Linked DNA regions of Mus musculus: regions 2, 3, 4, 5 and 6 are each linked to region 1. The links are chromatin loops, found by intact Hi-C in ENCODE. Cell type or tissue: left cerebral cortex. All regions are shown on one strand. Region 1 holds the start of Gm51668 (a long non-coding RNA gene). Region 2 has its middle 38 kb from the start of Gm39319. Region 3 has its middle 50 kb from the start of Gm39319. Region 4 has its middle 24 kb from the start of Gramd1b. Region 5 has its middle 26 kb from the start of Gm48277. Region 6 overlaps Clmp (CXADR-like membrane protein).

Region 1 (5,000 bases):
GCTGCTCTGTTGGCTGCTTTGCTGGCTGCTGAGGAAAAGACACAGAACGTGGACGTTATAACCTCTCCAGCTTTCTCATCTCTTGGGAGAGGTCGTGCAGACTTCAGCTACACAAAGAAATGGGGTTACAAAACCAAGAGAAAACAGAACGTTCCAGTGGAAGCAGGGGTGCTAAGCTGAAAAAAGACACTAACCGTCTGACAGTCACTCTCATGATGTCCAAGGCATCTATCTCTGCTGCTGTCTAGACTGCAGAAGGAAGGGCCTAACCTACTTCCTGGATCACCAAGCATGTATACCGAGGTAGGCAAGCACTGACAGCTTCCAACTTTGCTACTTAAGCAATCTGACAGGACAGTGATCCATTTTTCTTCAACTCACCCAAGCCCCCAAGGATGTGGTGCAGTAGGAAAGGGAGGGGCTTGTAAAGTAAGAGGGAGGGAGATTGCCCCACCTACTAGGACTCTGCCCCGAGGGAGGGCTAAGAGGGAGGGAGGGATCAAGAAAGCCCCTCCTCTCCCTATTCTGAGGGCTGGATGAATTACAGAGTTCAAAAGCAGAGCTCTAAAGCTGGATGTAATGGTGCACACCTTTAATCCCCGCACTTGGGAGGCAGAGGCAGGCGGATCTCTGTGAGGTTGAAGCCTGGTTGGTCTACCAAGCCAGTTCCAAGACAGCCAGAGCTACAGAGAGAAACTGTCTTAAAAAAAAAAAAAGCAGGATTTTATGCAACATGGTAATATATATTTAAAACATCTTGTAACATTACTTTGCTCCAGTGTTGCTGACCCGTGAAATTTCATATTGGGGTCATCTGATCGACTCTTATCAAGCGCCATGGGGGTCGGGGCAGGGGCACTGGAGGAGAAATTCCAAGTCTCACAGCTCCAAAGTCAATCCTCAAGATAGATATGCCAATGTGCGCCATGGAAAGTACTTGGCAGGAAAAGCAGATGATGGGTGTCGAAAGATCAGGGTTCTTAAAATTTTTTAATAGTCAATGGATTCAACTAACCCAAAAGATCAAGGATGTTCCTACTCACCACACCCTTCTTCTAGCATCCAAAGCTTAAGGCAAAGCTAATTCAAGGAGATCCCATACTTAAGCAATAGGGCCGCACTCCTTTGATCCCAGTACTCACTAGGGAGACTGCTGTGGAAAGTTTCCCTAATTGATAAGATAATAAAGACAACAAGAAACCAATCACTGGACGGGGAGGAGGCGGGACTTCCGGGTCCGGAAAGGAAGAGGGAACTCAGAGGAAAGGACCTGCCCTCTCGGACAGCAGGAGCAAGGCACGTAGGCTGGGGGCTGTTAGTTCGAGTGGCGGATCCACCAGGACCTAACTTAGGGAAAATTACGATGCTAGTTTCTGCACCCAGGGATTGTGTTACCTATCGATTCTAAACTAAGATTGTGTGATGCTTTCCTTCTTGCTGCGATTCAACTGGGCAGAGCATGGGTTTGCGAGAAGTGCATCCCAGCTATTTGTGGAAATTTGGGAGTGCGAAGCGGGTTTGGTGGCAGCCAGCTGCGGGGAGGAGAGAACTGTTTCTGGGCTCTGGAGAGGCAGAGCCAACTTTGGTGGGACAGGCTTTGGCAAAGGGAAGAAATGCAGTCTCAACCTGTATGCCAGGCTGGGAACAGACTGAGACCGCCAGCGGGTGCCTAGCCGGCAATAGCGTGAATTTTTTTCCCCACGCTAAAGGAGGCAGAAGCAGTCGGATATCTATGAGTTTGAGGTTACAGTGATCTTTACAAAGTGAGTTCCAGCATGGCCAGAACTACACAGAAATCCTGTCTCAGAAAAAGGTGGGGAGGGAGAGAAAAAGAACCGGAGAGAGGGGGACTTGACCTGATATTAGCAAGTTACTCCACTAGATGGCACTGTTGTTTCCCAAATCATAACCAAACTAGCGCCTCAGTCACCAGAATGAGTTGATTTTTGAGTGCCCCCTTCTGGTCTTTCCATGGTTTGGAAAATTCTACTAACAGGAAGTAAAAATAACTGGTCACCTTCAAAGTGTGTCGTGGTTCCAAGTAACGGATAAATACTAAGTAGGGGCCAACCAGATGCATCAGAGGGTGGAAGACACTTGCCTCCAAGCCCTGAGACCCGCACCTGAGTTCAATCCCCAGAACTCATACTGTGGAAAGAAATAAACATCTATCGAAATCTGTCCTCTGGCACTCGTGAGACACACACACACACATTTTTAAGAAAAGAAAAAAAAAAAAGCCTGCACACATTCAACAAAGCCAACAGGGGGCAGTATCGAGGCGGTGGCTGAGTCTAGAACATGAGGCCTAGGCCGCATAGCATGATCCTGTAATAGGAAGGGGCAACATGCCCAGTATACTCTCCTATGGGTTGAATTGGTACCTCGCTTTTTTTTAATCCTCTCGTATATTACATCCTGACCGAAGTTTCCCCTCCCTCCTCTCCTCCAGACCCTCCCTGCCACCTCCCCTCTCCCCGTAATCCACTCCTCCTCCATTTCCCTTCAGAAAAAGGCAGACCTCCCAGGGATCACGCATCACATCTTACTTGTATGACTCTTATTGCCAGAGGAATAGCTACTAACGGGACATTACGTGTACTTCTTCCCACACAAAGCCATAGTAAGGTTTATAAGAACAAATATATAAAAAGCTCAGATAGCAGTGTTTAGTACACACATTAGCCACTGTGCAGTGCTGGATGGCACACCATGGAAGACACATCATTCTGCAGAGGACGACGCATAGGCAGAAGATGTAAACCAGACATGGATCCTATATTCAAGAGTGAGAAATGATGACTTTCACAAAACATGATGCGGTGCTTCGAGAACAGAAAACAGAAGTTCACTTCTTTCTGGAGCCAGTAAAAGAGCAGAGTCTCAACCGCAAGCTTTTTGCATTGAAATTTAAAATTGGAGGCAGCCAAGCAGGGAGACAGGACATACCTGTCACCCCAGTAGTCGGACGCAGAGGCAGGACAGTTCAAAGCTAGCTGCGTCTGATACCCGTGTCCACTAGGTGGCTCACACTGTAATCCCAGTACTGGGAAAGCAGGAATAGAGAGATCTCTGGGGCTCACTGGCCAGCTAGCCTAGAGGACTTGGCTAGTGAGAGACCCTGTCTCAAAAACATGGGAGACAGCACCTGAAGAATGAATCCTGAGGTTGACATACAGCTTCCACAGGCACACACTCAGACATACACATACATACTCAGACACACTAATGCACGCACACACACACTATCTTAGTTAGGGTTTTACTGCTGTGAACAGACACCATGACCAAGGCAACTCTTATAAGGACAACATTTAATTGGGGCTGGCTTACAGGTTCAGAGGTTCAGTCTATTATCATCAAGGTGGAAGCAGGGCAGCATCCAGGCAGGCATGGTGCAGGAGGAGCTGAGAGGTCTACCTCTTCATCTGGAGGCTGCTAGCAGAATACTGGCTTCCACGCAGCAAGGATGAGGGTCTTAAAGCCCATACCCACAGTGACACACTTCCTCCAACAAAGCCACACCTACTCCAACAGCGCCATACCTTCCAATAGTGCCACTCCCTGGGCCAAGCATATTCAAACCACCACACACTAATACACAACGCTCTCATATATGCATACATTCAAACACTTAGACATACACACATACATACACTAACATACACACACACACTCACACAGAATTCTTGAATATACCTGAGGGAACCAGCAGACTCCCAGTGCTGTTCCCCATGTGCCTAGTACTGCAGAGGTGTGTCCCAGATAGTCCCATTAACACAACCCTGGGGGGAAGGGCTGGGGGGAAATGCACAGTAATTCACGAAGCATGCTCCAGAAGGCAGGCCATGGTGGGGAAACTCTGAAATGCATGCTGGACAGAGTCCCTTGAGTCCACTGAACTACCATCTTCCTCCCCACCCCAAGGACCAGACACACAGGTAGAAAACACCGGCCAACCTCATAAGCCATAAGAAGATGCACTTGTTCCATCTGATGGAGATGGAACCTGGTATCCTTTCAATATTTTATTTAGTTTAATGTCTTCTTTTATTTTTGCAGCTCTGGGGATGGAGCCCGGGGTCTTTCCTGTGTTGGAAAGTCCTCTCCCACTGAGGCCTGGGCCTTCTTTTATCTTGAGACAGCACCAGTAAGTTTCCTAGATTGACCTTGAACTCATCACCCCTTGGGCTTGAACTTCCAGGCTTCCAGCTTCCCAGTAGCACATGGGACCCCAGGCACATGTGGCCACTGTGCCCAGCCCCTTTCCTGGAAGGGCATCTCCTGAGGACAGTTAGCTCTTCCTCTCCCAGGCAATGATGCACTAAATCTCTAAACTAAAGTTTGAGATTCAGGTGGGCCCAAGCTGTCACAAGGCTTGCAAGATGAAACTCAGTACTCCTCAACCGTGATGGGAGCCACCCACACCAAGACTGGAGAGACCAAAGTGCCTATTTCTCCGCTTTTGGCAATAATCTGCCGACTGCTGCACTAACAACAATTATCTCATGCTAATTGGGAATTTTAAAACCCTGCAAGCGACAGTTACAGCTGTCTTTCATTAATAAACAAGGAGAAAAAAATTCTCTTGAACTGTGGATGCGGTAGGAACAGACAAGCCTGAGCTTTCCCTGCCTTTGCTGCTTTTTGGCCTTATAACCCCCAGGCCAAGCTCACTTAATCCTCTCCTAGCCTAATTCCTCATGAAACGGAGACTTACTGTGTTTAGTCACTACTTAATCCTCAATTTATAGAGCTGGGGATTAATTTTTGAGGAATACAATCATCGTCCCCCGAAACACAAAGACTCAAGTTCTAGTCTCAACTCTCCCACTTAGCAGGGGGAGATGGGATTTACATTTTTCCTGAAAGGTCAGATGTGCACGACAACACTTGCCGAAGAGAGCGCAGTGAGATTTAGAAAAGGCAGAGGCTGCGGCAGGTGCTGAATACCAATTGTACTGAATAGCCACAGTTGGCTGACCCAATGGATACGTTGA
Region 2 (5,000 bases), 210 kb after region 1:
GAGGACTGAAGCCAGGGATGTAGCTCCTTGGTAGATGCTTTCCTAATGGATCCTCAGCCCCACAACGGAGAGAGGAAAGAGAGAGGGAAGCCGAGGAAATGAATTTGCCAGCCCCTGACTCTCTAAGCCTACCTCCCTCTGTTCCTCTTGCTGTGGCCTCAGCTGTCCATACGCAGCTCCTGCAGAGGTTGAGTCTCACCAGGGGACTTGTATCCTTGCTAACCCTGCTGCCCAGAGGCTCTGCCCCGAGGTGCCACACTGCTGGTTCCTTCTCATTATTTAGCTCCCATGCAAACAGGCAGCTATTCCAAGCAGCTTCCCCTACAGAGTTAATGGAGCTATCCACCTCCCTATCCTTGCTGCCCTGTCTCAACGCTCACCAGAAAATCTAAAGCGAATCGTGTTTGCATTTCCCTTCAGTCCCCACTTAAGCCCCTTCTGTCTACAAATACGGCTCGAACCCCCCAGAGCCAAGAACAGAAATATCCTTTGTGGATATCGTTGAAGTGATTAATGCTGTCCCTCTCTCGAACGGATGAACAAAGATGTGAATCGGATGTGGAATGAATAGAAAAAATATTTTAACTTCGATGGCAGACCCAGGGTTAATAATTCTGAAATGGAAAAGCTTTATTGATCGTCGAGTAAAATATCACCCTAAAGCACTGAGCTATAGACTCCTAGCCAAGAACCAAGAAAACATATTCTTAGCTCAGACAATAATAGGCACTGGGGTTTCTTTTTCTTCTCTTTCTTTTCCTTCCATGGAAAATGAAGAAGGATGTTAAAAGCAAAAGGAAAGAGCATTAGAAGAGCAGGTGTAACTTAAAGGTAAAGAAGCAAAAGGAAGGATGGGGGAGGGGGAGCATGGGTTAGCGGCATTTAAATGACCTAGCTGAGCTATGAAGGGGATGGATGGCTCACGTTACCAAGGACGACGACATGCCTCGAGGCATCAAGTCCAGGACTAGGTCTGCAGCATTGCGGGGGCTGACACTGTTTCCCTCCCTCAAGCCCCCATCCCTCACTTGCCTCTTCTTTTTTAAAATGTATTTATTTATTGTATGTATATGACTACGCTACACTGCTCCTGTCTTCAGACACATCAGATCCCATTTCAGATGGTTGTGAGCCACCCTGTGGTTGCTAGGAATGGTACTCAGGACCTCTGGAAGAGCAGCCAGTGAGTGTTCTCAACCGCTGAGCCATCTCTCCAGCCCCGCTTTCCTCTTCTTATTGTCCTCCTCCTCCTTCTTATTCTTTTGAGACAGGGTCTCACAATGTAGCCCTGGCTGGACTGGAACTCACTCTGTAGACCAGGCTGGCCTTGAACTCATAGGGGTTCACCTGCCTTGGCCTCTTACTCTCAAGTGCCAGAATTCAAGATGTGCACCATCATGCCCTGGCTCTGTCCGGATCTTGATCTTAAGCTATGTACGCAGAATTCAAGCAAAAATAGGAAAAAGTACCAAAGTAGAAACGCCCAGGGAAATGGTCCACAAAATGACATATAAAGAGCAAATTATTTACTTGGTGAATGACAGGTGTCATTTGTATGTTTTTCTAAAATTAACCTGAATAATCTTGAACAACGTAATGGTGAGACTTGCCTTGTATTAGCAGTAGTATTAGCAGAATACTACTGTTGTATTAAATGCTATACACCCCTGGTTCACTTCGCTACAAGTGAGGAATGCTTGTAAAATGCTTGTGTCGCCCCCAAATTAGCACGGGGTTCATGAAGAATCACTTGGCAAGAGAGGGCCAAGGAAAGGAGAAAACCAGAGAAGCAACCTGTAGCCATTTTGTCAGCAACCCAAGGACTTTTGTGCTAAGCCGGTAGCAGGCCGCTGTGCCATCTGGAGCCAGTGAAACTAGCTATCCACAAGAGGGCGATGTCTAACCAATCCCCAGCCCTAGGAGCTGAAGGCAAGCTGCTTGGCAGAGGTCAGGATCCAAGGTCAGCCTGGGCTACTGGAAGTCCCGCCCCTTAGCAAATAACTAACCAAACAAAAATAAAGAGGGTGGTAAGATTGCTATAAACAAGAAAATCCTCTGACTCACAGGCCTGTGGACATACTACCAGCTCAGCCTTTCCAACTCACCCCTAAAGGCAGAAAAGCCCTACCCCCAGGGCAAGGTCCCTCCAGGGAAGGACTCTAGGCTTGTTATTTCTAAGGCTGCGAGTCAGGACATTTTCAATTCTCAGGTATGAGCAAATCGTAGGAAGGAGTCCCTACCAACTCCTAAAGCCCATCTCCCAAATCGCCAGCTCAACTGGGAGAGCGAATAAATGACATGGCCAGACCCAGAGGCTTCTGAAATAAGGATTATCACGACAACACCAGTAAAACATGTGTGGGCACGCACACCTTTTTTTCCTGGTTATAACCGGCACCTGCACGGAGATCCACGCTGTGCTTTCATATGAATACAGTTGGGGAACTGACCCCAAAGGGAACTAAGTGGAGAAAGGGGCACGACCAACAGGGGGCGGGGCTTGTGTCCCATCCACAGAGTGTCTACAGTAGCAGGGTTGGGGCCCAGCCTGATATGTGGCACTTCTAATGTGTTCCGGGAGGTGTTGATGCTGTTTGTTGGACAGTAGGGTTACGTTGACAATGGTATAGGGCTCGTGCATCTACTCCTTAGCTCTGGCGTATTCAGAAATAAAGGTCCTGGGCGTGGTGGCGCTCCTTTAATCCCAGCACTCGGGAGGCAGAGGCAGACGGATTTCTGAGTTTGAGGCCAGCCTGGTCTACAGTGTGAGTTCCAGGACAGCCAGGGCTACACAGAGAAACCCTGCCTCGAAAAAAAAAAAAAAAAAAAAGGAAGAAAGAGAGAGAGGGAGGGAGGGAGGGAGGGAGGGAGGGAGGGAGGGAGGGAGGGAGGGAAGGAAGGAAGGAAGGAAGGAAGGAAGGAAGGAAGGAAGGAAGGAAGGAAGGAAGGAAGGAAGGAAGGAAGGAAGGAAGGAAGGAAGGAAGGAAGAAACCTGCCCTGAGTTGGTAAACAGAGCACTTCCTAGGGATAATTCCTGGTATCCGGATTCCTGACATCCTTACTTCCTGGGAGGTAAGCATCCTCACTTCCATTTCTCACTAGGAAAGCAAGGGCGCCAAGAGGCTATCTGAGCTGGCGAATCTTGGCGCCTGGATTTGATCTTGGTGGCAAAGTTCCTGCTGGACATTCTAGCTCCAGGGTGAAGGAGCTGGTCAACTGAAATAAAGAGGGAGAAAGTGCAAACGTAAGCGCCTCTTTTACAACAAGAAGCAAAAGGGCAAGCATTGTGGGAAAGCTTGGTAATCACAATCGGGATCGGAGGCGCACGGGAGGCTGCCCTGGTGTCCCGGGCAATGCGCAGCTCCTGAAGAGACCTCTGCGTCAAGCAGAGCCCAGCAGGCATTTGGGATGAAGTAGCTGCTCAAGTTCTGACCTGCCTCACAGAATAGAACAGTATGCATTATTTAGACCAGAATGTCCTTTCTATTTTTGTATTCGAAAAAGAGGCGTATTCATGGCAAAGGCAGGTGGTTTGGGGTTTGGGGCGGGGGGGGGGGGGTGTTAAGCTTTCAACAAACAGCTCAGAATTCCCCAAGCTCTATCTCCTTTAAATGATGAATCTAAAAAGTAGAAAAATAGATGTTAAAAAGGCCTGAGGAACTGGTTAAATTATTTCACAGCATTTAGGTTTCTGTCTCCAAATAAAAGTGTTACCTTTTTATTAGTCAGACAGTGGACATTTGGGTTCTGTGGTTTGCGGTTGGTGTGTGTGGGTAGGAGAGGATTCTATAAAAAGTAGGACATTACCAGGAGATGTAAAATAATCTCAATATACAAAATAGATGTATAGCAGTCTTGTCTTGGGGAATAAACAGACCTTTCTTATTAGCCAGAGTCAACAAGAAAAAAAAAGTCAGATTCCAATGTTCTATGCTACACATGGTTTAATTCGATGTACAGACATGTCTCTATACAATTCAGGCATTACCTTTAAGAGACTTATAATTTAAGCCTTGCGACATACCTGCAGTCTCATCATTTGGAAGGAGGAGACAGAAGGATAATAAGTTAGAGTCTCAGCTGGGCTACATAGGAAAACCCTGTCAAAGGAGAGAAGGGAGGAAAGGGAGGGAGGAACTTAATCTGGAAAGCAAGACAGATACACTAGTCACTACGCAGCCATAGCCCAGCTAGGAGGTGGAAGAACTACTTCCTGCTCCCTAGGCCCTCTCACAGGACTCTTCCAACCTGTGTTGTGTCCCCAATTCTGTCATTTAACTCCAACTCTCCCCATGAATGTGCCGTACCCCCAACTCCAACTTATCCAACGACACACTGCTACCAGGCTCATCTTCCTAGCTCAAAGGCAGGCACACTGGATGCTCAAGCTCCAAGTCTTTGTGTGAATTTTGCTTAACCACAAACCTGATGCTGTGTCCTGCACAGCTCTGCAGTAAACCACTGCATCAACAGTAACACAGCTCCTCCATCCAGCATCCATCCAGCTGACATAGGGATTATCTCAGCCATGCTGCACTCTGACCCACATGTACACCAGAGCCTTCACTCAGCCCCTCCAGCAGGGTCTGGGCTGTGATACCCTGAGAGAGTATAGACTTTATTTTGTCTGCATCACTGTGATTCCTTAAGATTAGAAACTGTGTGTTGATTCCCTGGATAAGTCCAGTTCTCTCTGACTGCGATATCATTAAATATATCAAGCTTTGTTGACAACAGTCCACAGCTGAGTCCATCCACATAGACTTGAGTGTTCAGAAGCGTATTGGAGCCTTAAAGAGTGACTGGAGGGCTGGAGAGATGACTCAGCAGTTAAGAGCACTGACTGCTCTTCCGAAGGTCCTGCAGAAGCAATGTGACCATCTGCTTCCTCAAGCTCCTGCTGCAGTGAGCCATGGTACCCAGGAACTGAGACCAAAACAAACCCTTCACCGGAAGTGACTTTTGTGAGCTATTTTCTCTCCATTATGTAACATGACCAC
Region 3 (5,000 bases), 200 kb after region 1:
CGCATGCACAGCAGGTGCATCTTGCAGCAGAGGCACCTGGCAGCTGGTGCAGGGAGTGTGGGAGATACCCAAATGACCTGCTGCTGCTACTTAAAGAACTGCTGTTGCATCAACAGGGACAGAAATAGCAGGCAACAAGAATGCGAAGATTCTTAACTCCCTCCTCTTGGCTTCCCGTCCTCCTTTGGTGTCCCTGTAACAAAGGAGAAATGAGACCCAGGTTCAGTATCACAAGGCACATCGTAGAATGGTTTATGTGGCAAAGAAAGACAGCAGCTGTTTAGCTAGGGTTTTTCTTTCATTCACAGAGCCTCATAAAAGTAGCTTACCATGATCAGGAAATCCAGACACACACACTCCAGGCGTTAAGCGTAAAGTTTGATTGACGTGCCTTTCTATAGGTCCCCAGATTATAAGAATCAGTATCTGTAAAGATACTGATACGACTTTTATAAATATCAGGAGAGGAGTGTGTATAACATTACTCTTGTTTTATAGCAAGAGTAACTACTCTCAGCTTATATAAACCCAAATTGACTCATATTTCCTGTGTATTAAGAAGTCTTATATCACCAGATGCTGAACTAAAATGAAAACACATGTGATTAGTTAGAGCCACCTAGGAGACAAACCTCTGTGAGTGTCTATCAGGGAGTGTCAAGATGGGTTAATTGATGTAGAAAGTCTAACTAACTGTAGGCAGCACCACTCCACAGGCCAGGACCCCAGGCAGGGAGTGTCAAGATGGGTTAATTGGTGTAGAAAGCCCACCGTCAGTGTGAGCGGCACCACTCCACAGGCCAGGACGCCAGGCTGCAGATAAAGGAAAAGAGTGAGCCGAGCTGCTGCAGCCTTCAGCATGCTGTTTCCAAGCTTCAGATGCAACAGGCCTCGAACCCCTATCACCAGGACTCCCCCACCATGATGGGTTATACCCTCCCTGCTTTAAATTTCTTTGTTGGTATTTTATCATCACAGTGAGCGAGGAAACATACTACTCTGGCCGGCATATATGTGGAGCTTTATACAGTTAATATTGCTGTTATTGGACTGGGGAGATGGCCCAGTAGGTAAGAGCACTTGCTCTGCAAACATGAGGACCTGAATTCAAATCCCCAGCACCCTGGGCAAGGCAACACATGCTTGTAAACTTAGCATTAAGGGGCAAAGATAGAAAGATTGTAAGAGCTGGCCGGCCAGCCAGACTAAGCAAAATAGTGAGCTTCAGGTTCAGGGACAGACCCTGATTCAACTCAATAAGGCCAAGAGTTATAGAAGAAGACCCCTTATGTCCGGCTCTGGCCCCAAATGCACAGGCTTGAGCATGCATACCCAGACACCATGTGCACGCACCATTCATACATACTACAGACATATACAAATACATGTTATCGGCATTTTTTCTAGTTTCCTGACTTGAACATGAACATCACTGTTGGGAGGTGCTTTGGTTTGGATACACTCTGAGCACGTCTTTCAGTAATATTCAAAAACGGTAGTCTTTCAGGGTCTGGTGATTTCTATGGCCATTCCCTTCCAAAAATCAGTCTCCTTTATCAACCAAGCCCAGTAATGCCAAGATACACCAGAGCCTTGACAGTCGGTGTCACCCTTTTCACTCCTAATTGCGGTGACCAATCATTTTTCCAACTGTACACGTAACAGATCCAGGGTTAAAACCAGGGCAAACCCCACTTCAGATCCTGCTCTGGCTCCCTTGTCCCTCTGTTACGACAACCCCATTTGGTGTGTATTGTAGCAGGAGGAGTCTGTCTCCTTGCTCACACATTCTAGTCTTTCTCTGAGTGAGGAAGTATAGCTAACCAACTGCGTGTTCTCTGCACTTAGTCAGTCACGGCACACTGCAGATGTTCCCCCATCGTTCAGGAGCAGTGCTGAGGAATTATTTCTGAGCAGCCTCTGCCAGGCATGTGGCTGAGAGACACCTGGAGAGAGAAAATAAAATCCATTGACAGAGTGAGTGTTCTGGGGAACGACTGGACTTTCTCATTTTCCTTCTGGGCTGTGGTGTCAACTGAGGACGCTGTCGTGGGAAGATGTGGAAGAAGGGTACGGATGGGTTCCTCAGGAATCAGGGGTCGGAAAGGAGCAGGAGAGCCAGCATTCTTGAGCTATACTAAAATGATCGAAGGTTCCAAACTCACCATCTCAGGTACTTAAATTTTTGCATCAATTTGAAGTAAACGACTGCGCCATACACCTTCTATCACACAAGTAGCTCCAGTGCCTTTGTTTTAAAAAACAAAAAACAAAACAGAACAGAAACACCAGTTTGGGTAGCTAAGAAAGGCGGAGCCCCAGAGCCCAACCCTTAGAAATATGAAGAACCTGCTGGAGCCCACCATGGCCACTAGGTGGCACTAGTACAGAGCTAATTCAGAGGCCAGGTCTCTGCAACCATCCTCCTAAAACCCTCTCCTTTATCAACTTAGGTCAGTAATACGGAGATACACTGGAAACCGGAGCTTGAATCCGGCTGCTCTTATAATCCCATAGCGAGCCTTTTATGTGATTGCTGCATTTATCATTAATAGCGCATTTGCTCTGCATCAGGAGCCTGAATTAGCAGAGGTTTAATAACGGGAAGCAGCCTAATGTTTACACTAAGCTAAGCAAGGTCACCCGGGTATTCAGAGAAATGACCCGAACAGTCTCCCAGCAGGATTAATGTAAATGAAGCATTTCTTTGATTAGCTTTGTTCAGCTGCCCTCCCCTCCCCCGCTTTTAAAATGACCGGTTTCAGAGGATCACAGTTTAATTACATAATCATATAAAATAATATTTAATAAAGCACAGAGCAAACAAGCATAATGAGCAACATTTTCTGGCTATTACCAGCAACTGGAGGCAGCCAGATACAGGCTTAATTCTTTAATCTTGCAGATCCGCTGTTAGGGAAGGATCTGAAACACAATCCACGGGATGGTGAGGGTTAAATGGTGTGTGGACCACAGTGCATAGAACGTGTGCAACAAAAGAAAGCCCCTTTCCTCCTCACCAGTGACAGGGCTTCGCATCAATAATTAAAATGGATGTCTGCACGGCTCCTGTACAAACTACGGCCGGAGAACTTTATTCCTTTGAAATCACTTCACATCCACCCGTCCTTTTCACCTTGCAAGCCTCAGAACATAGCTACTGCTACCGAGGAGATGGGATGGGGAGGGGAATATTTAAAACACATTTTAAGGATAAATGCAGACGTCTACATCTTGAGCTGGCTTGGCCCACGTGGCTCACTTTCCTCAAGATTTGCACATTCAGTTGCCAGCGTTCTTCCTGCTGTGGCTTCATTACCTCCACCCCGGGGGCGGGAGGCTGGGGGCAGGAGGCTGGGGGCGGGAGGGGGGGTGATGGGTGTACAGACGGACGGGGACAGAGGACCGGACTGGAATGTGGGTTGTGTCTGGTTTCAAGTGGGCAGAAACGGAAGGGCGGGATGTGGTTTTGAAATTCAGGAAACCTCTCTCTAGCTCTCCAGGAGGTCAGGATAAATCTTGAGTAATTCATAGTCAGAAATTCAGGTGAGGGAAGGCTTGCCTAGGATGGAGTTTGGCATAAAGGAAAGCAGTTGGCCCGGAATCCGCAGACACAGAAGCTGCATGGCTCCGCTATTGTCGTAAAAGGATGTGTCTGGGTTTTGTTCCAGGTTTCTGGGAGGAAGCTTGTAAAACCCTTGATTTCCCAAGTTCTAGGAGCCCCTGAGTTTGTAGTAATGAGCCGGCTCTGGGTAGTGGCTAGTTCTCACGTAAGCCTACTATGACCAAGAGACCGAGCACAGAGAGGGTGGGGAGCCAGAGACTGAGTGTACCAATTATGCCGGCATATCAAACGCTCCGTAAAAAGCCTGGATGCTGCAGCTTGTTGAGCTTATGGGTTAGTAAACCCAACCATGCAAAGACTAATGGACCATGAGAAAGGACCATACGGGATGCTTTCAGAATCCGCATCATGTCCTTTGCTTGGTCCCAATTTGTATCCTTTAGAAAAAAAAAACCTGGGGCTGGAGAGATGGCTCAGTGGTTAAGAGCACTGACTGTTCTTCCAAAGGTCCTGAGTTCAAATCCCAGCAACTACATGGTGGCTCAAAACCATTCATAATGGGATCTGATGCCCTCTTCTGGAGTGTCTGAAGACAGCTACAGTGTATTTATGTATAATAAATAAATCTTAAAGAAAAAAAAATCCTAAGTACAAAACTTCCTTGAGTTCTGAGAGTTATTCTGACAACTGTATCAAAACTGAAGGGAATTCTGGGAACTGGCTTCACTCTGATTTGACGTCAGTTTGTCAAAAAGAATGTGAGTGAACTACACATCCAGTCTACATCCACTACACTACATAGAGTAACTTCCTGGGGACAGAATCATTAAATTATGAGCTATGTCCTAACTCCAGGTAATTAGCGACAGAATGGATTCCTACTTGAATAGGTATTTACAAATGCTTAGCCTCCGGCAAGTCACTTGCCCACTGAGATTTATCCCTGCACCTTTAACATGAAGCTGGCCGTCATGATTGCTACAGACACGACAAAGAGACAGTGCGAGCAAAGGTGTCAGGGTGCTGTGAAGAGTTCTTCCAACGATGAGAAGAGAAAAGCCACCAACCCAAATCAACATTGCCAAACTAATTAAAGCAAGCAGTTCATTAAAGTATGCTTTTTATTCCTGTACATAGGCTGCCTTCCCCTAAAGTGGGTTCGAGAGATCAGCGCTGAAGTGAAGATAGGTAGGGCTTTTATAGCTATAGGGTAGGACATTTCCAAATGGGGAAGGAAACATGGAAGGGTTACAGGAGCAGAATATAACCGGTGGTCAAAACAAAGTAATCACAATTGGTGGTCATAACAAGGTAGTCGCAGGCAGTCAGAATGTAAGATTTGTGGTAGCTCAAAATGACCACGGTTGTAAAGAGTTAAGTAAGTGTGTTCTTTTCCCAGAATTTGCCTCACTGCAAGGTGTGCCTAGAGATAGTC
Region 4 (5,000 bases), 64 kb after region 1:
CAGAAACTTGTTAAAGACAAGAGCAAAAAGACATGGGTCTGTTTGCCGTGTCTGTCTATCTGTCTATTTTTATGGTGCTGGGAATTGAATTCAAAGACCTTCACGTGCTAAAGAGCCAAATACTGTATCAGGTTCATTCCCGGGTGCTCACAGCTTCCATTGTTGGAGCTCATGGATGTTCCCACCAAACACAAGCTGTGTTAAATGACACCCTTCTGGGCTCTGGGAGTGCAAAGAAGAGGGTTCCCACAGGCTGCTCTTTCCTTAGAAAGCAGTGAGATACAAGACATTCTTTCACACACTCAGCTACTCTGTGGATTCGATTCAGAAGCCCCTAATTTTATTGCCAAATCTGCAGCATCATAATCAGCAGCCTGTGGAACAGACAGCTTCTTTTCCCCTTTGGGTTTGACTGGGTCATTGACTTTAGACACAACAGAGCCTTAGAACTTCTTCTCAGTCTTGCTTATTGGCCTTGATCTTCAGAATAAACACTGGATGCTACTGCTTTCCATCTCCTACATGGCTCACATAGTGGCCAGGGGACTCAAGGTCGGCACAGCTCTTTTAGCTACCAAAGCCTTGGCCTTGGCTTTGGAGGAGTAGGAGGGTCCTTGTTCACCTCAGGTGCCATCTTGTTGAAAAGTACAATACTACAATACTGATTTTAGCTTAGCCTAGACCTCAGTCTACACAACTGATGATAGCTTCCATAGAAGCAAACGACTACTTGTAAAGACACCACACAGTGCTAGCAAAATCCCAATTGTTTTCTGCACTGTTTTAATGTCTCATACTATTATTATTCCTGGTGTTCTGGGGGCGATACAGTCTTAATATCAAAGAGACACTGGGAAAACTTGGGATTACAATGGTGAACCCATTCCTCTAAGCTGATCTAATAGAACAGAGACTCCTGGCTCAGAATTCCACAGGAGGCTACAGCTTCAGTCCCTGCCACTTTTCCAAAGCTTATCTGCAGTCGAACTAAATTTAGGCTCACAAAGAGACCACCATACCAACGGAAGAGTCTTAACAAGGCAATTCTTACTCCTGATAAAGAGGGTGTATTCCTGAAGAGCAAGCACAAGCTGCCATATCTATACGGTGGAATCCATGAAGTCATACCATGTGACAGGTCTCACGTGAGAGGTTTATTCTGGGAAGGGGCAAAGGGAACAGAGGCTGCTTCTGGGTGGAGAAAATGGGGAGGGAAGGAGGTGAAATAGGGTGAGGGGCTTCTATTAGGGGATGTAGGGGATGCTTGTGCATACGCAGGGGGAGGCCATGTGACATGAGGCAACAGCAGAAACGTGTCACCTCTACAGCTAGTATGATGTGCCCCGCAGTTGCTGGGCCCCTTGAGTTTGCTGTGGAACTGTCTGACAGCTAACACAAACCACCTAAGACAGGACATGCACTTGGTTTTGAATTCTAAGGAAGATGAGGACTGTGTCTTTTTCCCATTGGCTGGAGCACAAATTCGCAATCTCATTAGATTGGCTAAGATGAGAAGAATTGGCAGTGGAGGAAAAGAAAAATGACTCACGGCTCCAAGGAGAAAAAGCTTCCAGCCATCAAATTCCTAGAACAGTGTAGAGGGCTTTTGAGTAAACAAAGCTTTCACTGGGTGGGGCAGACTAAAACCTTTTCAAGGCTTACAAGGTGGAGGAAACAAAAGGTTTTAATTCTTTGTCCTAAATACAAGTTTTAATGGTATTTGGTAGGAAAAACTCATGTGTGATATTTCTTACAGCAGCAACACCAAAGGCCACCTCCTCAAATCCCATCCACATATCTCCACATATCACATATCATCCACATATCTCCACAATGCCTCCCCTGAACTGGTCAAGATAGCAACCTTGACTCCCAGACTTTGCACCTCAGGAAACGCATTCATGGTTCAGAATTGTGTGGGGATAACCTTAGGGGATAACAAGCCATTTGTCTGTTGAAGAACCAAGACTCGGAGTCTCCAGAAGGTGACGGTTCTGCTTTGTGGAAGGCTCTGTTCCCAGAGACCAGTCCAACCTTGATGTACCCATGTCCCTTGAACATGCATTAAATACAGCAACATACCTGCATGTCTAATTTCGAAAGCTGAGAAGGAGGTGCTAGGGTCAGCTTACTTATTTCCCTGTCGTTCTGGGAGCTCTGGTCTAACCCAACATGTGTGCAAAAGACTGTAAACCAGTCAGTCATATTGACAACTGCCCAGATGTGACAGAAAGGGTCTGATACCTGGTGGTGTAGAAGATGGGTTCTTACTGCCCTCTGCTGGCCAGGATGACCCCAGATGTCTCTGCACCCACGGTTCTTCCAGAGTTCAGCTTGGGCGCCTCAGAACCAAATGCAGATCTCACAGACCATACTCTTTTCCAGACATCACTCCTGGGTCTGCAGGCCAGGAAAATGTCACCCTAGTCATAAAATTCCCAGAGGGTGTTTGTCTGACAGTAGATTAGTATGTCAAGAAGCTAAAAAAGACTTTTAAAGTGAGCGTGGATAGCTTTCCAGTGACAGATCTATATGTTCAATAGCTTCAGGAGATGGAGGGAGACACTATTTAAAGAAAATAATAATGGAATGTTTATATGTCCAATGGCTTGGGATTTTCAGGTCAGGTCACGTACAGAGCACAAAAGACCCCCTGAAGTGTCACATTGTCGGCTCTCTATGGATATATCTACACTGGATGGAGTTGAAAAGATCAGGACACAAACTAGTAAGTTAAAAAAAAAACTATAACGCTCCTCTTGTGTGCGTAGGATTATTCTTGATATGTTGGGAGAAGGAGGGACATTACAACAGGAAGCTTCAAGGTAGAGACACCACAAGTTTTATCCCATAGTTGACTCCCTAGCATCAGGACCAGTGTCTGCCATATCAGTATATACTCAATGAATGAATGAGCTGAGGTTTAAGGAGAACATACTTTTATGAGAAATATTAGTGTATTTCTATAGCATGATGATATATGGTGTTTACTCTGGAGAGAGGTCATCTCTTCCATTGACAACCCTATGAGGGAGGTCGAATTCTTACTCACCTTAAACGTTATGGAGCCGAGGGCCTAGAAGGAGCTTATTAACTCATTGTTCTGGTTCTCTTCATTCACCCCACATACAGGAAAATAAGGCTCAGTCAGAGAGATTAAGGTCCCAGTTACACAACAGCACAGACCACAGGACGTCCAAATCTTTATCCCTACTACTTTATTTTTATTACATCTATTTCTGCATGTGTGCTTTTGTGTGTCTAGGTCAGACCGAACTCATGTGTTCAAACTTGATGACAAGCCTTTGCCTGCTGGATCGTCTCATCATGTGTACCCCTAAGACTTTCTGCAGAGCAACATTATTTAGTTTTTTGACTGTGAACCTCGATCTAAAACACAATACAACCACTGTACATCCTGATGCTAACCCCCCCCCCCCACACACACAATGCCCAAAGAATCTAGTGAAACACTCATTTTCCCATGTAATCCATCCTGGCCTGTTGTGTATTCTATTATTTTGTTTCTATGATATTCTAATCACAATGTGGTAAATAGATTTTGCAATCACAAATTTAAAAAAAAAACTACACTATAGTTTCTTGCATATAATACAGTCTATACCTGTACAAAAGAGTCTTCCAGACTCCTCTGACAATGAGGAAGGACTTGGGTGATCAGCCTCTTGAGGAGTCTTAGCACAAAAATACTGGTGTAAGCAATACCTACTGCTATAAAGTTTCATTTCACTCCTAAGAGTCCTATCCACACAGCCATCCTTACTGCTCCAGAGAGTAACCACAACAGTGTGCTTCAAACATAGACCAGAGTCACCATCCCTGTCCTTGGGGCTCTGAATCCAGTTGGTTCTTATCTCCCGCTGGCCTTTCTCCATCCGATCAAAAACTTTTGTGGGGAGGAGAGAAGGGATAGCTGCAAGAAGAGCAGAGGGGACAGGAAGAGAAGGGGGTGGGTCCAAGGCCATCTGTCTGTCATGAGAGTGAATTTCCACTATTATCTTTTACCCTGACTTCTGTTAAATTCTGCCCCCTCCCCCACGTTAATGCAGTGGAGAGGGGTTTCTTGGCTAGGGCTCTTCTAGATGAACGGCTGGAGCTTTCAAACTGGAGTTGAGTTCCTACTGTCCTGCTGAGATCAGGGCAGAACTTGGCAGGAGGGGATATTGTGGTGGCCAGAGTCTAACAACACAGCAACAAAGGCACATCTCCCCTTCCTCCCCAATACCAAGCAAAGCATCCACATTGCCAGCTCCACGTTGGAGCAGTCCAAATGGATGCCTCCCCATCCCTCACCAATGAGTCTAGCCAGGCTGCAAGGCAGGGAAGTGAAGACAAAGAGCTGGGACTGGGGAGGGAGGATGAACAATGACTTGGAGATTGGCTGCTCTTTGTCTCAAGAACAATTTTTGGTTCTGAATCTCCGGTTCTGTTCCTGAAAGAGTCGAGTGCACGCAGAAGACAGGAGAGCCCCCAGCTAACTCAATCTCTACTACCAACGTACCCTGTGATCCCCTGTGATCGTGGCTTAGTGAATTAACTCTGTGACTCTCATTGTGGTGTGGTTTGGGGGTCTGTTACTTAGCTTCTTTGGCTCTAAGTTATTGTACTTTGGGATGAGATGGAAGCCTAGATTTTCAGCACTCAAGAAGCTGGGAAGACATACTGAGTCTGAGGTCGGCATTGGCTCCAAAGCAAAACTATCAAAAATGAAACACATTAAAAAAAATTTTTTTAAATCAACTGAAAAAAAATGGTTGTTTTCTTGTACTGACTACATACTTGGGCCATAGTAGTTGAGAAAAAGCATCTGCTTTGAAAGGTATTCTAACGAAGTAACTATAGACCATCACCGTTTTGCAACATTCAGTAAGCTAGCAGTCAAGACCTTGAGTTCCAAAGACCACTCACATCTCAAAACAGAAAGACAAGCAAGCAGGGTGTGTTTCCTGGTGAGAGAACACAGCACCCTCCCACAAGCC
Region 5 (5,000 bases), 170 kb after region 1:
ACAGTCTGAAGTCTGCATGGTGTCTTCAGAAATAGGGATTTGCCTTTCCCATCTTGGGGCACAGCCAGGAGCGATGACAATAGTTTGTGTGGCTTGTGAGTCTCTTGGACAACACCATTCAAAAGCTCAAGAGAAGGCTTCCTATGTGAGGACTGGAGGTTTTATTGGGTGGTCTTTAGTTCTCAGGGGCTCATTGTCCACCCAAAGAAGAACATTTTCCTTGTATTATCTATGTATATTAATACGCAGGCTTGTGTGTGATGTTAGGTGGGGCTTTAGGGGAACAGTTAATATAATGACTCATGATTTTCTCAGACATCCTTCCTCTTATTTACTCTCTTCTTCCTCATTTATCTCCCTACCCTTCCTAATCTGAGCCCACCCCTCCCCCACCACTTCCTTGAGCAGATCACTTGTACCCTTCTTAGTCCCCGCTACTGTTCCCAACCCCCTACACTTAAACAGTTTTAAGTCCCCTTGAGCCCTTGCTGCCACCAGAAGGATTTCACTGAGAGTCCTTCCTCCTTCCTTAGTCACCTCCTGTGGTCGCTTGAATGACAATGGTTCCCCAAGGGCTCACAGGAAGTGGCACTATTAGGGGTGTGGCCTTGTTAGAGGAAGTGTGTCAATGGAGGTGGGCTTGGAGGTTTTAGATGTAGCAAGGCCCAGGAGCTCGCTCTCTCTTCCTACTCTCTTCCTCAACCTCTCCTGCTCTCTTCCCTAATCAAAATCCCCACCCGAAAGCTCCCATACACTAATTACGTACAACAACCTAAGTGCTCCTGCTCCTTCAACGCGCCAAGAGCCAGGCCCTTCACGGGCCCAGATAACCACCAGAGTACTCTGCCAACACACTGTGCTAGAGAATGCCTCGACGAACTCATTCAAATCAAAGTTTTAGAGATCGGGAGAGATGGTTTAGTCGGTAAAGTATTTAAGGATTGCATTTTCATTTTCATTTATTTTTATAATTACATTATGGCTCCAAACTCAATAACTGAAAGTAGATTCTGTGGAGCTTTTGAATGTATTCACAGATTCTCTAATGCACCTTCAAAAGAGGGCCGGACTGGGAAGATAGCTCTCTAGGAAAAGGGTCTGGTTATGTGCATAAGGGCCTGATTATGAGCCTAGAACCCAGATTTTTAAAAAGGTGGGTGTGGCTTAAAAATCCCGTGGCTGGGGAGGCAGAGGCAGGAAGATCCCTGGAGTTCACTGGCCACCTAGCAAGCCTAGCATATACAGTGAGCTCTAGAATTGTAAGGAACCCTGTCTCAAATGATAAAAGGTGGGTGAGGGGACTGATGGGGGCAGGGGAGGACAGGACAGCACCTGAAGAATGACACCCAAGGTTGACATCTGGCCTACATCTGCACCTGCTCACATGCACGTTTTAAGTTCACTTCTTTAAAAATTCCTATCTCACTTTAGTGCTCAGCAACCGCCTGCGGCTGGTGACCAGTGTCCGGGACAGTGTAGACAGCAGAAGGTTCTGCAGGACAGCACATAGCTAAACCTAAAAGGCACTTTCTCCTCCTTCTTTCTTAGCATCTCCTGCAGCCCGCTGCAGTGAAAGGCTCTTTCCACCACTGGGACTTTTATATTTAATTCTGTCAGCTCTTTCCAGTGGGCAGAACCTTTGGGGAGCCTCAAGTTCAGATCTCGGGGCAGGTATTCTGGTCCTTTCCACTCGGGAAAATGCTGGTTAGTGATGAGGGAGTTGGGGGTGGATAGAAGGTATGTAGAGGCAGCATGCTAAGACTGTAGAAGTTGACTTTTGTCGCCACCTATCACTTTAAAAACCTTAAGAACGATTCTTTTACTTGGTTTCAATCCCTAACTGGAACGATTCTGCTTGGGTTCAGTCCTCAATTGGAATCACTGAAAAGGATCCTTCAGGGATGTTTTCCAAAGGGAAAGACTGATGCTCTGCTGTGACCAATGTAATTTTTGCTTCTGCTGGCACGATACAGCGCTCCCTCCCGAAAGAGGGATGAGGTCTCCTCTGAGGACACCCACAGTGCAAAGACACGCGTGGGGAAGAGCTCTGATTACTGCCCAGTACCAGCTGCTACCTCCCTCTGCTCCTTTCCTCAGATGCTCAGGTCAGGTTCTGCTTGGGAAGATCAGTGTTTCTGTTGTCAGAAGCCCAAGCTGACCCATTTCCCTAGGCTCCCAGGGGAGGCCAAGACTCAGTGATGGCGCCATCTGCTGACTGGTTCTCGTGTTGCAGCCCTAGGCCGCTGCCTCAACATCACCTAGGAACTTGCTCAAGATGCTGGTGCTCTGACTCCACTCCAGACTTTATGAGCCGAAAGCTGAAGATGGATGATCCTGGCTGCCGCACCTCCACTAGCAATTCGGACGAGCCTAATGTTCACTAAAGCTTGGGAATCACAGACCTAGTGGATACAATACCACCATTTATCCATTCAAGTCAAGAATTAATAATAAACATTTACATAATGATACAAAAGAGAGCCGAATAGACACATAGGCGCACACACATGAGTCTACACATAAATGCACATGGAGTATACAATGGCTTGCTTCGCCTATGTCTGAGAAATAAGGGCAGGACCTTCCTTATTTTAGGCTGAAGACGGGCCCAGGACCACACACCTGGGAAACAGCTACATCAGATTTTTGCATGTCAAGGCCTGGGCATCTTCACCTTCCCATTCCCTTAACTTTGTCTAGAGGCAATCTGAGAGAAGCAATTCCTAAATCAGCATTTCCTTTTCCTCGATAACCCTAGCTTGGGCCACTAGCATGTCTTGAGTGTCTTGAGTTAAATGTTTGCAGACATGAACTGAATGCTCTAATAAACATTTTGCATTTCTCCAGGCTAGGTTGTCCTTGAGATGGGCAAATTAACAGATGAACCCCCCCCATCAAAGATCAAACTACATAAGATTGCCAGCAACTTCTTGAGAACAACTGTATTAATATCAGTCTATTATCCGTAAGTGTGACAAAGTACTTGGATAAATCAATTTCAAGGAGAAACGGTTTGTTTTGACTGCTGATGTCAGAGGTCTCTGTCCAGGGGCTCTGGACTACTTTGTTTTGGCCCTGTGGTATAGCAGAACAAATTACAAGGAAATGTGTGGTGAAGCAAAATGGCTCATCCCACAGTGAACAGAAGACAAAGGGAAGGAGAGGAAAGGTCCACACACCTACTTCCTCCAAGGAGACCTCTCCCCTAAAGTTCCCACCACCTCCCAATAACACCATCAAATTAGGACCCCACCATGGGATAATGCATCCACGTGTTCAGAGGACTGCTGACTGACTTGATAAATCTGTTTTCTTACATAACTCGGGACCTGCACTCCTCACAGTAAGCTTGGCCCTCCCACATCAACCATTAATCAAGAAAATGCCCCCACAAATGTCTAGAGGCAATCTGAGAGAAGCAATTCCTAAATCAGCAGTTCCCTCTCCTCGATGGCCCCAGCTTGGGCCACCAGCATGTGTCTTGAGTTAAATGTTTGCAGACATGACCTGAATGCTCGAATAAACATTTTGCATTTCTCCAAAGTCTGGTAATTGGAAGGTAGAAAGGAAAAGAACAGCACTCCCCGCTCCTCCCAGCAGTCAGTGCAATGGAATTCTGTTGTCATCTTCTCTAGTGCCGGTGGTACCTTGTGGATTGCTGATCCAACTCCCAACTTTTACCCACCTCCCTCTCTGGGTCAATACATCCCTTATGATCCTTACCCAAGTGCTGCCGAGTTACTCCTCAGAGGGCCTTTGCTGGTTATTACCACTCTATCCAGTGTGCCTCACTGACTGAGGTTCAAAACCTGGTTGCAACCATCCCAGCCGTAGAGGCACAAATGGATCTGAAAGGTCTGCTTGGTTGTTCAGTTGCCTCCAGTCACTTCCAAGTAATTTTGTAATTTACAGTCAAATCTACCAATCCTAAGTGGTTGTCCATCTCATACTTGTGAATCAGCACATTTGCTTTCCTTATGAAAATCCATATGAAGAACAACCTTGGACCACTTGGTGAGGTATAGTCTGAGCAAGTGTGGTGCATGGTGGGATTGGAGCGCGTTAAGGTGTTTGATCCAGGTATCCTCATTCATAGTGCAGGAAACACACCAATGATGGATCAGATCACATGCAGGGACAGCTCACATAAGAGTTTGTGGCTTCCTCTACCTGGGTCAGAGATGGGGCATAGGTTTGTGTGTCCTTTCATTTCATAGGTCCTTGCATCGAGGCAGCCAGGCTTCAACTTAAATCCCAATGTCTTTTGGTCTCCTTTATTAGAGTTGTCCCCTCCCGAGATTATATTCACAGGTCTCTCAAGGCAGTTTCATGAGTAGAAAGTCATCTCATATACTCTGTGCAGATTCTTAAGTTACTACAATAAGACAAGGGCTCCTTTTCCCATCACTGCCCAATGTCAAAGGTGCACTATGTGTTCTGGGAGTCTACTTTCAACCCTCTCAGCTTCCTGTAATTCCTCACATCCTTTCCTGACCTTTGCCTGACACTGAGAGGGACCCTTCCAATCTGTTCACGTCATCACCTCTCCCATGAGCTGTGCCTTTCTCATTCATCTTCGCCCCAGAGGCTAGCATCATTCCTAGAAATCATTACAAATTAAATCAATGCTTGTTAGATGCATGGAAAGTTCTGGTCTTTTTCAGGTCAATACATCTGCAGTATTAAAAAGATTCAACGCCATCACTTTATAATTTCAAGACCCTCAACTAACCACATGATTGCTTTGCTTTCTGCCTCACTGGACATTAAGTTCACCAGACATTAAGAGAGTCCTTCCTCCCTCCATTCTTGATCCAAAAGGACCTCACAAAGTATTTGATCACTGCTATGAACTGGTGTCTATCCATCCATCCATCAGCCAGTCTGTCCAGCGTGCAGGTTGCATGGAATTATGCCTCATCTTTTCTCTGCCTTCATTAAGGTAATAAGACAGAAAAGCTTCAAAGCATTTTTTAAATAAAAACATGTTTTTCTGGTCC
Region 6 (5,000 bases), 340 kb after region 1:
GCCAAGTTATTTCACCAATCAGGATTTAGGGATAGGGGATTTCCTAAGGAACTTGTCTTAGTTGTATGTTTATCCTGTTTCCATTGGTTGGGTATTGAACTGTGGCAGGGGACTTGCCTTGTCTAATATTCATGTCCTAACTTGACATGAATCAAGGGCGGGGCTTGCCTTGTCTAACATTCATATTTTAACTTGTCTACCAGGATGGGACTTGTCTAACATTCATGTAATTAACTTGCCAACCAGGATGGCAGTTACCCACATACATGTCTCTTTCTGCCAAGTAGGATGTCAGTTCCCAGGGAAGTCTTGAGAATTTAAACTTTACTCGACCACTACTCAAAATGAAAATCTTACTCCAAATAATTTCTTAAATTAGTGCAGGTGTCTCTCTTATATTGGGGTCCATCCTAGGGGCAGCTTATATCATAAAAGCTTATACACAGCTGCAGGAAGAGCTGTTGGGGAGTTGGTTCAGGTCCAAGCTTATTACAGGTAACGATACAAAACAGTTCTACTGTCTTCTATCAGGATCGGTTTCCAAGGGCTCAGAACGTAACAGAATATGTACTCAATCTTGGCATTAGAGGGTTTCTTAGTAACAGCAGAAACATATGAGAAAATTTCCTTATAAAGGCAGGCTAGCCAGGTAACAGTTACCCAGGCCTTAACATTTTATCTAGGCCATAACATTCCACCTAAGACCTAATATTTTACCTAAATCCTAATACTTAGGGCTAGGGATGTAGTTCCGTGGTTAAGTATTTGCCCAACATGTACAAGGCCCAGGGCTTTGAGCCTCAGCCCTACAGTAACAAATCACAGAGGAAAAACCTATCCCCAAAGCCAGGTGTGGTGGCGCACGCCCTTAATCCCAGCACTTGGGAGGCAGAGGCAGGCGGATTTCTGAGTCCGAGGCCAGCCTGCTCTACAAAGTGAGTTCCAGGACAGCCAGGGCTACACAGAGAAACCTTGTCTTGAAAAACCAAAACCAAAAACAAAAAACAAAACAAAACAACAACAACAATAACAAAAACCTATCCCCATTATTGTTTCCGTCAATACTGGGCTCTCATTACTCATATTCTATTATTCCCCTCTCCCTCTCCTCCTTTCCTCTTTTTGTCCCCTTCACCATCTTCCTGTCACCTTCTCCTTATCCCCAACCCCTCCTTTCTTTTCTTCTTCCTATCGTTTACTTAAAACCCAGCCTAGGGTGTGGAGCTAAATCCCTGCGACCCATCTCCTGACTAAAGCCTAGTCCTTGTGGCCACCCCACTATTTCAGAGACTCCTGGAACAAATGTCCTCTCAGGGGGACACCATCCCAGTTTCCAGATGTTTGAAATTCCGCTGGCCTCATTCCTTTAGCTTTTGGCTTTGTCTAAATACCAAATATGTTTGCATTAAAGAAGTCGCTGAAATAGGTCTGGTCTGGTGGTTAGCAACACATAGCCTATGTAGTTTTTTTCTCTCCTCTGAAGACCTTCATATGGAGATCCCGGAATGGGCTGGGTCCAAGGCTTAGAAGGAAACATATGCTGGGTAGAAAAGGAACCTCACTAGCTGTCAGTGAAGCTGGCAAGAGAGGCCACGTTCTCCCTCAGCTCCAGGTGCTCCCCCAGCTCCAGGTGCTCCCCCAGCTCCAGATGCTCCCCCAGCTCCAGGTGCTCCCCCAGCTCCAGGTGCTCCCCCAGCTCCAGGTGTTCCCCCAGCTCCAGATGCTCCCCCAGCTCCAGGTGCTCCCCCAGCTCCAGATGCTCCCCCAGCTCCAGGTGCTCCCCCAGCTCCAGATGCTCCCTCCACCTGGTGTGTTCTCCCTTCCCTCCAATCTGCAGCCACAGCATGCCTGACTCCCCAGAACACCTCACAATCCTGGTTTGCCTCCTTGTGCCTGTTTCTCTTTGTCTTTTACAACACAGTGTGACTGTCGTTAATAATAACCACCGTTTGTTGAGTGGGTGCCTTGTTAGATCTTTTACCCAGGCCATGTACAATCCTTCCAACAACCTTTCTTCGTTTTACAGAGAAGAAAAGGCGTGTTGGGAGTGGGGGTAGTGGTGCATGTCTTTAATCCCAGCACTCAGGAGGCAGAGACAGGCGGATCTCAGAGTCCGAGATCCTTGGTCTTCAAAGCAAGTTCCAGGACAGGCAGAACTTCACAGAGAAACCCTGTCTACAAATAAACAAACAAAAAACAAAAACAAGCAGAGAAGAAAAGGCTGAGAGAGGTCAGGAGACTGTCTAAATCCGGGTCCATGGTGCCTCATGAAATGTATACAGTGTTCCAGAAAGTGTGAATGCCTCACTCATGCATACACATACACCCCCACACCCCACAGGACTCTACAACTTGGCTTGAGTCACTGTGTGTCTTAATTTTTTTAAAGATTTATTTATTATGTATACATGTATGCCTGCAAGCCAGAAGAGGGGACCTGACCCCATTACAGATAGTTGTGAGCGACCATGTGGTTGTTGGGATTTGAACTCAGAGCCATCTCACCAGCCCGTGTCTTAATTCTTGATCTATACAATGAAATACGGCTTTTCCCTTTGTTTTTGTTCATTCTCTGTGTTTTGCTTTTAGACAGGATAAGTCAGTGTAGCCCAGGCTAACTTTGAAGTCACAGTATTCACAGCTTTTTCCCTGCTTCAGGCTTGCAAATATCCGAATGACTTTACTTTCTAATACCTTACTTTCTTACGTATATCCGATGCATCCATTCTCCTGAGGCTTACTGGAGCATTCTGGGTAAAGCAAAATATGGGGAAACTCCTCCCACTCAAGGTTAGTGAATACTAAATGTCCCCTAACCATTGAAAAATGTTCTCACTCAATGGAAGAAAGGGAGGCTACATCTGTGTCGCCCACTAGAGGGCACTGTACTGTATACTGCACAATGTGAAAGACCAGACTTTCGATCCCTGCCATGGGATGCTCTAACTTTGTAAACTCTGATCTACACAGGCTGGTAAATTACTTGGATGATAACTCCTACACCAAGAGCTGCGGCCTTGCCTAGAGCCTGCTTTGACTATACATTCAGGGGTCATTTCCTTAGTTCATTACTCGGAGCTTGGGAACATGTAGGGAGCCTGTACTCATGGGGTAACCTTTCAGGAAGAGCAAACATGGGTGACTAGGGACAAGTTGTCCGCCTTGGGCATTCAATGAGCTTTGGGAAAGTAGTAAAGTCTTATTTAGGAAGAAGAGAGGTTAGAGGTTGTTCTTTGGTCACGGCCCAGCCCACTATCCCTTATGAGAGGGGCGGGGGATATGAATATGTTTTTTGTTAAAACTCCTTCTTGCCTGGTCTTTTTGAAAAAAAGTCTGGAATGATCAAAGGAGTCCAATGAGACCCAAGGTTTTAGAGCGCAAAATCTTAAGCTAATCTTAAGCAGCAAGTACACGAAGAATTAGTCCCACCTTACCATGGAGGAGCACGGAGGGAGCGGTTTCCAGGGCAGCTGACCCCAGGCCGGGGGATGGGGGTGGGGGAGTGGCTGTTGATAACGCTAAGGCTGAGAGGTTCCCACTAGCACCTTGTTAAGTGTCTGAGTTGCCCGTGAAATCCCCACTAGGGAAAGCCCAAGGCTTCCAGGAAGGCGTTTTGCATATACACAAGAAGCCTCTTTCCAAACCCCGCTTCCTATCGATAAATACTGCAGCAAAAATTTCAAAAATTCTTCCCTTCCCTGAACCCCTGCGACTCACTAGCTTGGCCAGGCTGTGATCTCCTCCTAAGTTATACCGACTGTAAGGGTTTCTTCGCCCTAAGGTTGATCCCTGTTGCCCAGGAAATCCTATGCTAGCAGCCAGAGGGTGGCTGGACCTGCCCATTCCCTCTCACCCACCAGATGGCAGGCACATGCTAAGCAGTTCCCACAAACACTACCGAGGGCCCTGCCAGCTCAAACTGTAGATTCAACATATGGTAAAAATTATTTCTTAAGATGACCAAAAAAAAAAAAAATCCCAGAAATCTGGTAGCATCTTGGAGTTGGGGGGAGGGGGGAGGATGGTGGGGAGGAGGTGGGGGGGGGTCGGGAGGAGGGAGGACGGGGACTTAAGGTTCAAGAAAATAGGCAGATCCGTAGGCTCTGGTTGACACTCCCTGCCTCGCTGAAGTCGTTTGTATTCACGAAGGCACCCTCCTGGCGCTGCTGTATTTAATTCTGGATGTGTTATAAATAGAAGCTAGAGAGCGCAGTGTACACCGCCCACCACCTTGTTCCGGCCCTCTGGGGACATCGTCCAAATCTGGGCCTTTGTTTCCCTCTAGTGGCCTCCCTCAGCAAGTCTCACAGCAGAGCCTTTGCATTTGTTTATTCTGCATATAGCAAGGGCCTCCTGGATGCACGAGGGTGGTGTACAGTTCTTGAGCTTTGCACGAAGCTAAGACAACTCTGCGGGTTTCAGCGGCGAATGAAAGCTAGCGCATCCTCGGCCAAGCCCAACACAGTACAGTGCAGTCAGTTTCTCCGCTTTCCTGAGGGCTGCCATGTGGGCTGAAGGAGAACCGGCAATGTTATAGAGCATTTCCACTCTAAATGATTTAACCGGACCTCATCTCACGATGTTCCTCCCCTGTGCCAAGGTTCACTCAACAGTAAAATAGGTCTAAATGCTGACTGGCTATCTGCTATGTATTCAGACTCACAAAAGCAAAAACCAAAAGCAAAACTATGTTAGTTTACAGGAAATCTTCTCACATAGGCAGTAAAAGTATGATTTTGAAAGTATGATTTTGGGCTGGAGAGATGACTCAGCAGTTAAGAGCACTGACTGCTCTTCTGGAGGTCCTGAGTTCAATTCCCAGCAACCACATGGTGACTCACAACCATCTGTAATGGGATTGGATGCCTTCTTCTGGTGTGTCTGAAGACAGCTACAGTGTACTTAGATATAATAAATCTTTTTTTAAAAGTTATTTCTATATTGGTTGCACCACATAAGCTCGGCACATACACATTTGTTCAAATATAAGTGTAACACGT

What was found. A loop is a pair of places that touch in the nucleus more often than their neighbours do. Peaks named below come from ENCODE experiments on the same cell type or tissue, not always from the same donor. Only the 100,000 strongest peaks of a DNase experiment are listed, where the experiment ranks them.
Region 2: it touches region 1 in a loop (3.0-fold over the local background); 7 of 42 quality-filtered maps call a loop at or near these places.
Region 3: it touches region 1 in a loop (3.0-fold over the local background); 7 of 42 quality-filtered maps call a loop at or near these places.
Region 4: it touches region 1 in a loop (4-fold over the local background); 21 of 42 quality-filtered maps call a loop at or near these places.
Region 5: a loop joins it to region 1, with 9 times the contacts of the local background. A loop is called at or near these places in 30 of 42 quality-filtered maps.
Region 6: a loop joins it to region 1, with 3 times the contacts of the local background. A loop is called at or near these places in 20 of 42 quality-filtered maps.

What each region holds. Positions count from the first base shown.
Region 1 is chr9:40,413,347-40,418,346 of GRCm38, forward strand. Gramd1b (GRAM domain containing 1B) reads right to left here. Exons shown (of 20, transcript NM_172768.2): 2 at 1-28. It overlaps Gm51668 (a long non-coding RNA gene), which reads left to right and starts at 3,634. Exons shown (of 3, transcript XR_003948127.1): 1 at 3,634-4,150. In left cerebral cortex, CTCF peaks have their summits at 1,934 (motif pointing left), 2,137 and 3,025 (motif pointing right); DNase peaks (open chromatin) are centred at 1,263, 1,907 and 2,984; H3K4me3 peaks cover 917 bases; H3K27ac peaks cover 758 bases.
Region 2 is chr9:40,626,404-40,631,403 of GRCm38, forward strand. No RefSeq gene overlaps it. Among named protein-coding and RNA genes, the nearest start is that of Gm39319, 38 kb to the right of the region's middle. In left cerebral cortex, a CTCF peak has its summit at 1,884 (motif pointing right); DNase peaks (open chromatin) are centred at 1,891 and 4,959; H3K27ac peaks cover 1,058 bases.
Region 3 is chr9:40,614,197-40,619,196 of GRCm38, forward strand. No RefSeq gene overlaps it. Among named protein-coding and RNA genes, the nearest start is that of Gm39319, 50 kb to the right of the region's middle. In left cerebral cortex, CTCF peaks have their summits at 2,371 (motif pointing right) and 4,122 (motif pointing left); DNase peaks (open chromatin) are centred at 74, 1,893, 2,380, 3,235 and 1 more place; H3K4me3 peaks cover 927 bases; H3K27ac peaks cover 1,528 bases.
Region 4 is chr9:40,477,254-40,482,253 of GRCm38, forward strand. It overlaps a transcript of Gramd1b not described here. Among named protein-coding and RNA genes, the nearest start is that of Gramd1b, 24 kb to the left of the region's middle. In left cerebral cortex, a CTCF peak has its summit at 2,294 (motif pointing left); a DNase peak (open chromatin) is centred at 2,279.
Region 5 is chr9:40,581,584-40,586,583 of GRCm38, forward strand. No RefSeq gene overlaps it. Among named protein-coding and RNA genes, the nearest start is that of Gm48277, 26 kb to the left of the region's middle. In left cerebral cortex, a CTCF peak has its summit at 2,213 (motif pointing left); DNase peaks (open chromatin) are centred at 514 and 2,205; H3K4me3 peaks cover 296 bases; H3K27ac peaks cover 449 bases.
Region 6 is chr9:40,753,659-40,758,658 of GRCm38, forward strand. All of the region lies in intron 1 of Clmp (CXADR-like membrane protein), which reads left to right. Among named protein-coding and RNA genes, the nearest start is that of Hspa8, 45 kb to the right of the region's middle. In left cerebral cortex, CTCF peaks have their summits at 2,887 (motif pointing right) and 4,287 (motif pointing left); DNase peaks (open chromatin) are centred at 2,886, 3,866 and 4,250; H3K4me3 peaks cover 879 bases; H3K27ac peaks cover 1,888 bases.